4 separate regions of the Homo sapiens genome follow, and all the other regions are linked to region 1. The links are chromatin contacts, found by Hi-C or POLR2A ChIA-PET in ENCODE. All regions are on one chromosome and are shown on one strand. The core of a region is the stretch at or near the end of the contact, and the rest is flanking DNA. Distances in the headings are between cores, read along the strand shown. Region 1 holds the start of NOLC1 (nucleolar and coiled-body phosphoprotein 1). Region 2 holds the start of WBP1L (WW domain binding protein 1 like). Region 3 holds the start of CNNM2 (cyclin and CBS domain divalent metal cation transport mediator 2). Region 4 holds the start of BTRC (beta-transducin repeat containing E3 ubiquitin protein ligase).

Region 1 (3,159 bases), core at 531-3,030:
GCCTGAGAGGCAGAGGTTGCAGTGAGCTGAGATCGTGCCACTGCACTCCAGCCTGGGCGACAGAGCCAGACTCCGCCTCAAAAAAAAAAAAAAAAAAAATTAAATGCATGTGAAGGGCGTAGCATCTGACCCTTAGTTAGCTCTTCACAAAGATTAGCTTTTCTCACATAAAACCATTTCAGAATCCTAATCCTGAGGCCGGGCACGGTGGCTCGCGCCTGTAATCCCAGCACTTTGAGAGGCTGAGGCAAGTGGATTTCTTGAGGTCAGGAGTTCAAGACCAGCCTGGCCAACATGGTGAAACCTCATCTCTACTAAAAATACAAAAATTAGCCGGGCGTGGTGGTACGCGCCTGTAATCCCAGCTACTGGGGAGGCTGAGGCAGGATAATCACTTGAACTTGGGAGGCGGAGGTTACAATGAGCCGAGATCGCACCATTGCACTCCAGCCTGGGCAACAGAGACTCCGTCTCAAAAAAAAAAAAAAAAAAAAAAGAATCCTAATTCTGAAATGTCCAATTCCATCCAGTCCACTGTGAAAGCACTCTCCGCAGTCTCCTTAACAGTCAACTCTAAACAGTTTCATTAAGAAAGCAGTTAGATCACATGGCAGCCTGTCCCAGCTTAAGGAAGTTTTGAGGCTGATCTGATTCTTTGCTTTCGCAGCCTGATTCTGCTAAAAGTGCAAGCCATCCTTCCTAGTCATGCTATCATCCCTGCTGAAGACCCCCCCTCTCTCCTCTCTCAAAGTGTCTTCCCATGCAGGAATGTCCGTTGATGTAGATTACAAACCTTTCACATTCCTGGTTCTCTTACTCTTACATGTGTTTGGAGCATCCTAAATTGCCATAACTATGGTACAGCTTTCACTTTTACAAGATTCCTCTGTACCAGCACTGAGATTGCTACTCTTACACATCATCTTACTGAAACTCACAAAAATCCTATAAAGTGGATGATGACATCCCTGTAGAAAGACTCAGAAAGGTTAAATAAACTGCCCGGGTCACGTATCTAAAAAGTGGCAGAGCCTGGTCCCAAACCTAGGTTTGTTTGATTCAATTAGCCAAAGCTCCAAGCCCACTACTATGCCTACTTGGTAGGGCTGTTGATGACTCTCAATTCTCAGTGTAACTCAAAACAAAACTCTGCTTCTACTTTCATTCATTTTCTTCTTTACAAACGAAAATCCCAGACTTCATTCTAAAGAAATTTCACTTGCTTTTGAATCCCAGTAAATGTGACTGAGGCTAAGGTCAAATCACGGTTTGCCTCACCCAACGAAAAGCCCCCCAGAAGATGCCGAAGAACCAACGTCCTCAGTGGAACAAGACTCTACCTCCCCGCTGCACTCTGCCAGCCATGTGGCTTGGGGCCACGAGGCTCCCACGCTGCCGCCGCTGCACAGGTCACAAGAAAAAAGCAACAAGACTCAGCGATATCTACTCAGACATGGAGGAAGGTAAGCGACCGAGGCCGCAGGCTTTCTCTGGTCACTGCCGAGGGGTCGGCGTAAAGGCCTTGCAGACACTGGACTGGCGGACCCCCAGACTTCCCCACCTGGAAACCTAAGCACGTCAGGGCCTGAAGCCTTGTGGTCATCTCAGCCCGGTCCCCGCCCCAAGCCCGGAACTCACAGCTCCTGTCGCTTTGGCGAACTTATTGGCCACCTCTGAGAGTTGGTTATCGCGCAGGAAGCCGAGCACGAGGGGATACAGGTCGCTGGGAACCACGCGGCGAATGCCGGCGTCCGCCATCCTCCAGGCAATACGCGTCACTACCGTTGTCGACGCAGCACGACTCAGGAACCCAACAGGGGCAGTGGGCGGGCCTGTGTTACGTCATTGCGCCGCGCGGGCGCATAACGGAAAGGGTGGGCTCCACAGGGCAGTCCCACCTTCACCTCAGAGGTAGGGTAGACGGGAAATCTATAAACTCTTTCCGGTCCCACGCGTATCGCCATCTTGGTTAAGGGCGGAGCCCACCGGCCGCCAGCTTGTGGAGGCGGAGCTCTGACGTCAGGGATCACGCCCTCGGCGTGGCGGGAAAACTCGGGACTTCCCGCGCAGTCTTTCTGGGGGAGGTACCTTTTCTCAGAGCAGCGGTTTCCCGCGCCCCTGCTGGGACTCGGATTCCAGAGTAATGAGTGGACAAGCGGGCTCGAACAGTTGTTCTACAAGATCTCCCAACCGCCCCCATGGCGTACTGGCACGGCCAATGGATTCTCGCCCTTCATCTTCACTGCCTCCAATACCCAGGGAGGCCCTTTCTGATACCATCCCAGCCTCCAGACTCCTGCCTCTGCTGCAGAAGATCCTTCGGGTTATCCGTCGTGAGGGTGGGAGGTGTTGATTTCCCAAGCTGCCCCTCCCATCTCCCTTATATTCCGCCTTAGGTCAGCTCCATGAAGAGGAAAGGTGTCATGCACCAAACCTGAATCACACACAGCAACAATCTATTCAAGCTGAAGAGATTGTTGAAAATAACCCTTCTTCCTCCGGGATCAGAGTTCACACTCTGCCTTTGTCATGAGTAACTCCAGTATCAATGCCTTTGTCATGAGTAACTCCAGTATCAATGCTCAGACCTACCAAGTTAATTCCAAGTTCTGCCACATTCCAGATATTAGCAGTTAGCAATCCCTTCAATCCTACCCACTACCCCTTGGCTACCTCCCACTAATGCCGCTCAGGAAAGATAAGGATCCTCATGGGAACACACCCCCCTCTCCTATATAAAATTGGCCAGGCATAGTGGCTCACAACTGTTATCTCAACACTTTGGAAGGCCTAGGTGGGAGGATCCCTTGAGCCCAGGAGTTAAGAGGCCAGCCTGGACAACACAGTGAAACCCCCCTATCTCTACAAAAAATTTTTAAAATTAGCCAGGTGTAGTGGCATGCACCTGTGGTCCCAGCTACTTGGGAGGCTGGGGCAGGAGGATCAACTGAGCCAGGGAGGTCAAAGCTGCAATGAGCTATGATCCTGCCACTGCAATCCAGCCTGGGCCACAGAGTGAGATCCTATCTCAAAAATCAAAAACAAAGCTGGGCACGGTGGTTCATGCCTGTAATCTCAGCACTTTGGGAGGCTAAGGTGGGTGGATCACCTGAGGTCAGGAGTTCAAGAACAGCCCTGGCCAACATGGTGAAACCCTGT
Region 2 (3,119 bases), core at 352-2,851, 590 kb before region 1:
ATCCCGTTTATATAAAATATCCAGAATAGATAAATCCATAGAGACTGAAAGCAGACGGGTGGTTGCCAGGGGCTGGGGGAAAAGGGAGACAGAGAGTAACTGCTTAGTAGGGACGAGGTTTTCTATTGGGGTGATGAAAATGTTTTGGAACTAGATAGAGGTGGTAGTTGCACAACATTGTAAGTGTACTAAATGCCACTGAATTGTTCACTTTAAAATGGTTTTTGTCATGTGAATTTCAACTTATTTTTTAATCAGTATTTTAAAATAGAGGATAATGGGCAAAACAAGATGTATTTGTGAAAAGGCAGCCCTAAAACTCCTAGGGAAAAGATAAGTATTTTTGCTGGCACTCAGTTTCTGCTCTTGTTCACAACACAAGTTCAAGCGCTAAGTTGTATAAACTTTGCCACTACGCTATGCGTCTATGTGTGTATGCCTTTCTGAAAAAACGGGGAAAAGAACAGAAAGTGAAGAAAAAAGAATCATAAAGCTTTGCCACATGCAAGGAAGGAGGGGTGATTGCCCCCACTGCACCCCACCCAACTTGGCACCAGGAGTAACGCTCCCATTAGGGTTTTGAAATGCCAGCTGGAGCTGGAATCAGCACAAGCAAGCTTCTCTGCCTGGATAAAGAGCAAGCCACCCAGCAAGAAAAGCTAGGGTGCTCCATTTGCTGCCCATATTGGCATCAGAACCACCCTCTGGTCAAAAGCCCTGAGCTGGCTCAGATCAGCATCCGTGACTTGCTCTCCCAGGCCAGCCAGCCTAACAGCAAGAGCTTGTTACAGCTCAAGTGTGCTCCTCCTCCTGAGGGGTTCCACTCTGTTTCATCCCACCTGCCTTCTGAGAGTCCTCCCTCCAACCAAGTGCGCCATGGCTTACAGATTTTAAAATGGGGCCAAGTCTCTCCCAGGAACATAGTAATTTTTTTTAAACGTACTAAGATGCCCTCGGAACTTTCCCCAGTCCATCCTTAAAGAAATATCCTCAGGATCCCCTCCCTCACAGGCCAACTCAATAGCCTGTGTACCCCTACACACACAGACGTACATACTGCATTACTGCCTGGGACACCTGCTCCACAGAGGGACACGAATAAGGCCCACATCCTCAGCTTGGCACCGCTATCCAGCCACAGTCACCCCAGCCCACCTAACCAACCTGCCGTCTCAAACGCCCCTCACTCGCTTGGCATCATGCCTCTGCCACCTCCTTGACACCAAAACTGTCACAGGTGTCCCTCAGCTAAATACCGACGCCCCTTTAGATCCTGTCCACGCCAGGCATAGACGCCCCTCTCGGGACCCCTCAACTCTTGGCAACAACACTCCTTCAGACCCCTCCAGCCAGGCCTCGACGACCCCCAGGACCCAACATGGCCCAGACGCCCCCTCCCCCTTACCTGCGGGGGTTCAGCCCTGGCTGACAAGGGGCTGGGCAGCGCCTGGAGGAGCAGGAGCGCCATGCCACCCAGGAGCCTTCTCCTCTCCATCCCCCTCCTGCTCCTGCTCCTCCGCCACGGCGCCGCCACCTCCCTCCTCCTCCTCCCTCTCCTCCTCTACCCTCTTCTTCCTTCTTCCCTTCTTTTCCTGTTTGACGCTCCCCTCCCGCTTCCGGCTCTGCTCCACCCCGCCCCGCGCAAAACACCCTCCCAGACACGCGAGAGACTCTCCAGTTCCAGCGCTTCATTGGCCTTTGCCCTTTGTCCATTGATCAATGTAGCTGTCGATCAAATATAAGTCCCGCCTTCCCCTGAAGACGAAGCGATGCAGCCAATAAAAAGTAGGAGGAAGCCGGACCATCTTGAATGCTGCGAAGAAGTGTAAAATTCGTCCCAACCCGCAGAGAGTGGCGGAAGCAGCTTCATAAGGGGGCGGGGCCACCCAGGTGGATGGAAAAGTCTATTTCTGATGTAGCCATCTTGAGTGTGGCGGAAGTACTAGTTTTCCAGTTTTCCACATCAAAAAAAGAAAAAAGGTTTAATGTTTCTCAAGGGTGTTGGAAAATAAATTATTCCTGAAAGGTAACCAGGCGCTCCTGAAGAGGAAAACAATTGCAATGTAAAAATATTTTAATGTCTTTTGTCTTGAAGCACAGCACTATTACCAGGATGCCTCTCTTGGTCTCAACTGCCCAAATAGCAGCTTAGGTCCGTTTGAATTCCCTAGAAGATAGTACCTTTATCTGAGGCATAGTGCTTCGTCACCCCAAGTTCGACGGACAAAATTCTGGTTCTACTTCACAAATTGCTCTGAAATCCATCATCCATTGCTTCAATCCATGTTCTTCTAGCTAAATACAAATGGCTTCCCTGCTGCCCTGCAAGTTGACAATTCTTCCTCTCAAATTTCCGCCACACACTACAACCATACCACATTAAACCAAATATTACTATATCATGGCCTCTTCTTTTAAATACTTCATCTACCTACAGAATAGAGAGTCCAAACTTCCCAACACGGTCCTCTCTGTGACTTCGTCCCTGTCTACTTCTCTTTATCTCACCTCTCACCACTACATTTTCCCACACATTCCACTCACACTGACCATTGAAGAGATGCCCAGTAACTTCATTTACATATTACAGATACAGTTCCCTGCTTACAAACTCCTAGCCCCATCTCCTTGCTGCTTCTTCTGGATTCTTGTAACACTTATATCTGCGTGCCTGGTTTGCAGTTTTTTGTACAGCATACCAGGTCTTTCTTCTTCTTCTTTTAAAGCCTATAATATCCTGTACAAGGCTCAACCAGAGCTTGATCAATGTTGGTAAAATAGCCAGGTGTGGTGGCTCATGCTTATAATCCTAGCCCTTTGGGAGGCTGAGGCAGGTAGATCCCTTGAGCTCAGGAGTTTGAAACCAGCCTGGGCAACATGGAGAGAACCCTGTCTCTACAAAAATAAAAAAACTAAATTAGCCAAATTAGCCAAGCATGGTGGTGCACACTTGTAGTCCCAGCTACTTGGGAGGCTGAGGTGGGACAATCACCAGAGCTAGGGAGATTGAAGCTGCAATGAGCCTTGATTGTGCCACTGTACTCCAGCCTGGGCAACAGAGTGAGACCCTGTCTCAAAAAAAAAAAAAGGCCAGGTGCGGTGGCTCCTGCCTGTAATCC
Region 3 (3,154 bases), core at 315-2,814, 770 kb before region 1:
GATCATGAAGCAGTCCCGGAGTGGGGTCATCACGTCCTCCACCGTCTTGGTGCGGAGCTCCAGCGCCCCTTGGATGATGTTCAGCTCCTCCTTAACGAGGTCGTTGTAGGGATCGGTGACCCGGAGCATCTCCAGCAGTTTTTCCCGGTTATAGACGGTGCCTATCTCCTGGCCCAGGACGCAGTCCAGCAGCTTGCTGACCGGGTAGGAAGCGGGGAAGGTCATCATCATGAAAAACTTGGTGAGGAAGATGGTGTTGGCCCCCACAGCCAGGCCATGCCGGGAGCAGATGGCCTGGGGCACGATCTCTCCGAAGATGACGATACCGATGGTGGAGACTACCACGGCCACGAGGCCCGAGCCGGCGATGTCGTCGAGCAGGATGGTGAGCGTGGTGTTGACCAGCACGTTGCCCAGCAGCAGTGAGCACAGCAGGTAGTTGCCCTGCCTGCGCACCGGCTCGATGCGCTTGGCGTAATTCTTCTCCTTCTCCGTGCCGCAGTTCTGCACGATGCGCAGCTCCATCGGGTCCAGGGCCATGAGCCCCAGGTTGAGGCCGCTGAACATGCCCGACAGGCACAGCAGCAGCGAAATGAAGATCACCTGCAGCCAGAAGGGCAGCAGGAACTTCTTCTCTTCGCCTACGATCATCTTGGTGTCCTCGCCGTCGTGGTAAATCCAGGTGGTCTCGGCCCACGGGGGCGGCGGGAGCCCGGCCACCCCCGAGCCACCCTTGCCCCCGACGGCGCCACCCGTGGACCCCGAGCCGCCGGCGCCCAGGGCGGGCGTGGAGAGCGACGTGCACAGGTAATAGGACTTGCTCTTCTCCATCTTGCGTAGCGGTTTGATCTCGATCTCGATGATGCCCGAGGTGCGGCGGTTGAGAATGATGTGGGGCAAGATGATGATGTCTGAGGTGCGGATGCCGCATCGCTGGGGGCCGCTGTCCGGCTCTGGCGGCGCGGGGCCCCCCAGCCCGCGCTCCCCCGGGCTGTGGCGCCGCCGCTCGTGCTCGGTGAAGGCGATGCGGGACCACGTCTCGTTATTGATGTTCTGCCCGTACACCCGCAGCTTGACCCGGGTCCGTTCGCTCACCCGCAGCGCCCCCCCTTCCATGAACGACACGTCGTTCGTGTCCTCCAGTCGCAGCCCGATGATCACCGTCTCCTCATTCTCGCCCACCGCTGCGCAGCCGCCCGCACCGCAGCAGCAGCTCAGCAGGAGCAGCGGCAGCAGCCGCCCCGCAGCCGCCTGCAGGATCCCCCGGCCGCGAGCGCTGAGGCTGCGGCGCGCCGCCATCTTCCAAGTGGGCAGTGCGGCGGCTGCCTGCCCGCCCGCCATCTTTACTTTGGGTTCACAAGCGCCACAGCCAATCATAGGGTGGCTGCTCCAGCTGCGGCTTCATCCTTTCAACCCGGCGGCGCGAGCGCAGGTACCGGCCCCTGGGCGAGACTGCAACGGAGCGTCCGCGGCCAGTGCTCAGCAGTTCGCCTCCCTGACTGACACTGACTCCACCTCAGCCAGCTGAGGAACCCCGAGGCTCGCGGGAGGGAAAGAGGGAGGGAGAGGAGCGCCGGCTGCTCCCGCGAGAGGCAGGCCGACCAGCCAATCACAAGCGGGTGCCCGCCCTCCCAGCCAGGGGGCTGGAATGGGGGCGTGACCGTGTGCCGCTCCGCGGACCAATGGCAAGGTAAGTGGGTGGGGCGACGAGAGCCACCGTCCCCGTCTGCACGCCAAGTTTCCAACTGAAAGGCGCGTGACTCTTGTGTATGTGCGAGGGGAGGGGGCGTGGCCATCTGGGACTCGAGAGCCAGTCAAAGATGAGAGCTGAAGAAAAAGGGGCGTGGCATCCGTCCTGCTGCCAATGGGAAGGAGCCGTCCCTGGGGCCCGCGCTCCCCAGGGGCCCCTGTAGTAGATCCCGGAGCCTGGACCGGCCAGGTTTGGACTAAAGCCCTGCGGCGCAAGGCGGCAGGTTCCCGGTGCACCGGTTACTGGCTCTCCAGTTCTCAATTCGTAGGCACAAAGCCGCGCGCCCTCCTGCCCCGGAAGCCCGAGAAGCCAACTAGAGGCGGCTTGGGATGCACACAGCCTAAAAAGCCGGGGCACCGGCCGCTGTCCCCAACTCCACCTGCGCGGCGCTCCGCCGGGGTAAGCGGCGTCGGTGGCCCCGGCACAGCTGCGGACCAGCAGTCCTCGCGCCTCGAGACTCCTAGGGTACGGGCTCTCTGCGGCTCGCGATCACGTGGCGCCACCTGCGGGCAGCATGAGCGCCCTGCAACGCTTTCCAGGTCGGCGGCGTACCCCAAAAGGTGTGCAGAAGTTACGGATGGAGCGGTCAGGGGGACAGTTCCCCAAATTTCCTAGTCATAGAACCCCTACATATTATTGCTAGGAGTATATACTTCCTAGACCTTTTCCCATATTTACAGAGTGGGAAGGGCCCCGAATCTGTATTCCCAGCAGGAATTCAGGCAAGTTAAGGAAATGGGAGGGGGCAAGCATCCTAAACAGACCCACAGAGGCTCATTCTTAATCACACTGACCAAACTCTGCTAGGGTCTTAGGTCACTCAAGAGCAAAAAGTTCTGGAAACCTAGCTCCCCAGTACTCCCAACGTCACCTGGAGGTGACGAGGTAGCAGAGTAGCTGCCAAATTGGTCTTTTCCTTGAAACTTAAAACATTCAGGCCGGGCGTTGGTGGCTCACGCTTGTAATCCCAGTACTTTGGGAGGCCGAGGCGGGCGGAGCATGAGGTCAGGAGATCGTAGACCACGGTGAAACCCCGTCTCTACTAAAAATACAAAAAATTAACCGGGCATGGTGGCGGGCGCCTGTAGTCCCAGCTACTCGGAGAGGCTGAGGCAGGAGAATGGCGTGAACCCGGGAGGCGGAGCTTGCAGTGAGCCGAGATCGCGCCACTGCACTCCAGCCTGGGTGACACAGGGAGACTCCGTATCAAAAAAAAAAAAAGAAAAAAAAGAAACTTAAAACATTCAAAATGTTTAATGTTTCTCTACCTCTTTTGTATTCTACAAGCACATCCCGCGCCCCCCTACCACCGCTTTTGTAAATGCATCAAACGTCTCTGATTAATTTCTGGTATGAGTAATTTCTGGAATGATTGCAGTGGCCTCCTAACTGATCTTTCCTCTT
Region 4 (2,759 bases), core at 53-2,552, 800 kb after region 1:
AGATTAAAAGCATCAAATATCAGACTATACGAGTTTGCCAAAGATAAGCACAGCAAAAAGAAAAGCGTGATACAAAGTTAAAGAAATATGTTCCAAGGGGTTTAAGCACACCCACAAAATCCAATCTTTGCTCACACTGTGCTTCAACCTAAAACTGACGGGTAACCACAAATCCTGACTTATCCCTGACTTACTTCCCTCTACCAACCTCCACCCTTTTTATCTCCTAAATTTCTCAACTGATCTCATCACTTCTTATGGGTCTTTGCAACTCTCATCTCCACGGCCTTTCCTTTCCCAGAAAATGATACAAAGCACCTGGCCTCCACATTTTACCGTCCCACAATTTACCTTTAAATTTTGTTTTGCTTACCCTATTAGATACTCATTTTGCCCCAATCTCCTGTACCCATGTTTCCCTGACAATCTGCTCTTACTTTTCATCACCTTGTCCTTATTACAGTATTTAGCTTCTCCTTTCAAAGTAGCGTTATGTACCCCTCCCTGACATTTGTAATTCTAGCTTACAGTCAACACCCTTTTCCCCTCCCAGGGACTGTCATTATAGCCCTAGGTCCTCATTCCCAGTCCTTATCTTCTTTAGTGAGGCCTCTTCCCTTCCAGAGTTTGTCAACAGTAGTTTGGCCAAGCTGGGATTCCACCCTCAAGGCAAAGGCTATCCTCCCTCCTCATTCTACAAAACTATAAGCCTCTCACCAGCCCTAGCGTTCCCTCCTCCACCCTTAAATCCATCTGCATCCAGCCCTGCCCGTTCCCCTCTACCCACCGTATCTGTCTTCACTCTATCCCGCGCTCCCTTCCCCAGTCGTGAATGCACCTCCTCTCCCGGGCCTTACCGGTAACCCTGACACCAGGAAGGCCCCGCCAGCGGCCTCACGGCGTTTCTCCAGAGAGCTTCCTCCGCTTTTCAGTAACAGTCCCCACGCCCCTTTCCCTCCAGGGCCCCGCGCGCCGCCTGGAGCCCCCTCCTCGATTAAGCTCCCGCTGTCACTTGGCCTCTCATCCACAAGATGGCGGAGCCGCTGCCCCCACCCCTGGGTCCGCTCCGCAACCCCCAGCCTCCTTTCTGGAGCTCCCATCCCATCCCTCCAGCCGCTCCGCCGCCAGCCTCGGCCCAGGGTCCCGCTGCCCGGTCCCGCAGTGGGCGGGCGGCCCAGGCCAGCGACGCCGCCAACGCCAGCGCCTCCACCGTTCCCCGGCCTCCACCGTCTCCTCACCATAAACTTGAGTGCCTTCTCTTGCAGCACCGCCTCGGCCGGGTCCATAATCGCCGAGGCCACTGGGTCCGCTCTCCGCCGGGGCCGCCCCTTTGGTGCCAGGCCGCAGCCAACGCAGCGCCCGGATCCCGCCTCCTCTTCCTTCCCCCCGCCCTCTCTTACCTCTCAGGCGCAGGCTGAGGGGCCAAGGAGAATCGGCTTCTCCGTGCGCAGGCGAAAGCCCACTGGCTCACGGGATTTGTAGTTCTGGAACTTCCCCCAGGAAAAAAACTGAGGCTACGCCGTGAACCGCAACTCCCACAGTTCACTGCGGCAGCGTTGCGGTTGCCCACAAGCCAGATTTAGATAAGTTGCCATTACGCAGAGGAAATCGGCTGATGGGAATTGTAGTTTACAGCCTCTAAGGATGAGAAACGGGAGGGGCACGGGTGTCTCCGTGGTTACCGAGCGACGCCAGTAGCGGCTTGCCTGGCATTTGATATCAAGATGGCGGCCAATGCCTCACTTGTAGCCCAAATACTAAGAAAAACTGTGGCAAGAATCACGGGTCCTAGGACCTGCCTAACTGTGGTTTTAGGAAGCTGAACGTCCCCAAATTTCATGTATCTGGCATCTGCAGGTTTGCGACCCAGAGTAGCTGGGCCAATGGGCACCTGGCAGCAGCTCACAGACAAATGCGGAATTTCAAGGTCCTCCTAAGCCATCGCCACCCACACTTCTCCCGAGGAATCTTTTCTCCCCCACAGCAAGTCAGGGCCGAATAGAACTCGGTTCAAGAAATTCTCAGTGTTTAGAGCTCAAAAAGCACATAACTTGCTATTGCTAACTGTGGGATGTAAGCCCTGCACTAAGGGTCAAACAGGTACTTAACAAAAGTCCTTCAACGGTGGAATATAATGGCCTCCAGCAAATAAAGCATATAAATATTTTCTTTGGCCTGAAAAGGTACAATATGGGTTTATTTTGGAAATTGGGTCTACCTTAGGAGGAGAAAACTCTAGGGTTTGGTTAAAAGTGATTTAGGTTGTTTTAAGCTGCTATGTTTGTGATAATTGGTTATACAGCCTAAAAAACTGACACACACCCAAATGCCCCTCAGCAGGTGGTTGTATGAACAAATTGTAGCATATTCCATATGTAGCACAGTGGAATATTACTTAGCAATGAAAAAGAACAGTATAACAACAACAACAACAACAAAAGTGATTTAGGGCCAGGCGCGGTGACTGACGCTTGTAATCCCAGCACTGTGGGAGGCTAAGGCGGGTGGATCACCTGAGGTCAGGAGTTCGAGACGAGCCTGGCCAACATGGAGAAACCCCCGTCTCTACTAAAAATACAAAAATTAGTCGGGCCTGGTGGCACGCGCCTGTAATTCAAGCTACTCGGCAGGCTGAGGCATGAGAATTGCTTGAACCCGGGAGGCGGAAGTTGCAGTGAGCCGAGATCACGCTACTGCACTCCAGGCTGGGCAACAGAACGAGACTCTGTCTAAAAAAAAAAAAAAAAAAAAGTGAGTTA

Evidence for each region. A loop is a pair of places that touch in the nucleus more often than their neighbours do. ChIA-PET counts read pairs that join two places held with the same protein, here RNA polymerase II (POLR2A). Pooled maps may share reads with other maps.
Region 2: a map of CD8-positive, alpha-beta T cell shows a loop between it and region 1 (18-fold over the local background). The contact joins the promoter of WBP1L here to the promoter of NOLC1 in region 1. A Hi-C loop is called at or near these places in 3 of 168 maps with a recorded cell type or tissue (CD4-positive, alpha-beta T cell, CD8-positive, alpha-beta T cell and naive thymus-derived CD4-positive, alpha-beta T cell) and 11 of 50 pooled maps. POLR2A ChIA-PET finds 5 or more read pairs at or near these places in 1 of 52 experiments (activated T-cell).
Region 3: a loop to region 1 is called in a map of CD4-positive, alpha-beta T cell, with 6 times the contacts of the local background. The contact joins the promoter of CNNM2 here to the promoter of NOLC1 in region 1. A Hi-C loop is called at or near these places in 2 of 168 maps with a recorded cell type or tissue (CD4-positive, alpha-beta T cell and naive thymus-derived CD4-positive, alpha-beta T cell) and 8 of 50 pooled maps. POLR2A ChIA-PET finds 5 or more read pairs at or near these places in 1 of 52 experiments (HCT116).
Region 4: a loop to region 1 is called in a map of CD8-positive, alpha-beta T cell, with 31 times the contacts of the local background. The contact joins the promoter of BTRC here to the promoter of NOLC1 in region 1. A Hi-C loop is called at or near these places in 2 of 168 maps with a recorded cell type or tissue (CD8-positive, alpha-beta T cell and naive thymus-derived CD4-positive, alpha-beta T cell) and 9 of 50 pooled maps.

Annotation. Positions count from the first base shown.
Region 1 is chr10:102,151,010-102,154,168 of GRCh38, reverse strand. It overlaps NOLC1 (nucleolar and coiled-body phosphoprotein 1), which reads right to left and starts at 1,780. Exons shown (of 13, transcript NM_004741.5): 1 at 1,639-1,780. The coding sequence starts at 1,758. RefSeq lists enhancers at 1,670-1,719, 1,890-2,189, 1,095-2,294.
Region 2 is chr10:102,742,430-102,745,548 of GRCh38, reverse strand. It overlaps WBP1L (WW domain binding protein 1 like), which reads right to left and starts at 1,601. Exons shown (of 4, transcript NM_001083913.2): 1 at 1,406-1,601. The coding sequence starts at 1,495. SFXN2 (sideroflexin 2) reads right to left here. Exons shown (of 12, transcript NM_178858.6): 12 at 2,057-3,119. RefSeq lists enhancers at 735-964, 1,905-1,954 and a silencer at 1,465-1,624.
Region 3 is chr10:102,916,704-102,919,857 of GRCh38, reverse strand. CNNM2 (cyclin and CBS domain divalent metal cation transport mediator 2) reads right to left here and starts at 1,564. Exons shown (of 8, transcript NM_017649.5): 1 at 1-1,564. The coding sequence starts at 1,377. It overlaps LOC107984265 (a long non-coding RNA gene), which reads left to right and starts at 1,523. Exons shown (of 3, transcript NR_160733.1): 1 at 1,523-1,690. RefSeq lists silencers at 889-978, 1,589-1,768 and enhancers at 1,238-1,924, 1,925-2,611.
Region 4 is chr10:101,352,708-101,355,466 of GRCh38, reverse strand. It overlaps BTRC (beta-transducin repeat containing E3 ubiquitin protein ligase), which reads right to left and starts at 1,302. Exons shown (of 15, transcript NM_033637.4): 1 at 1,239-1,302. The coding sequence starts at 1,286. RefSeq lists a silencer at 1,079-1,258.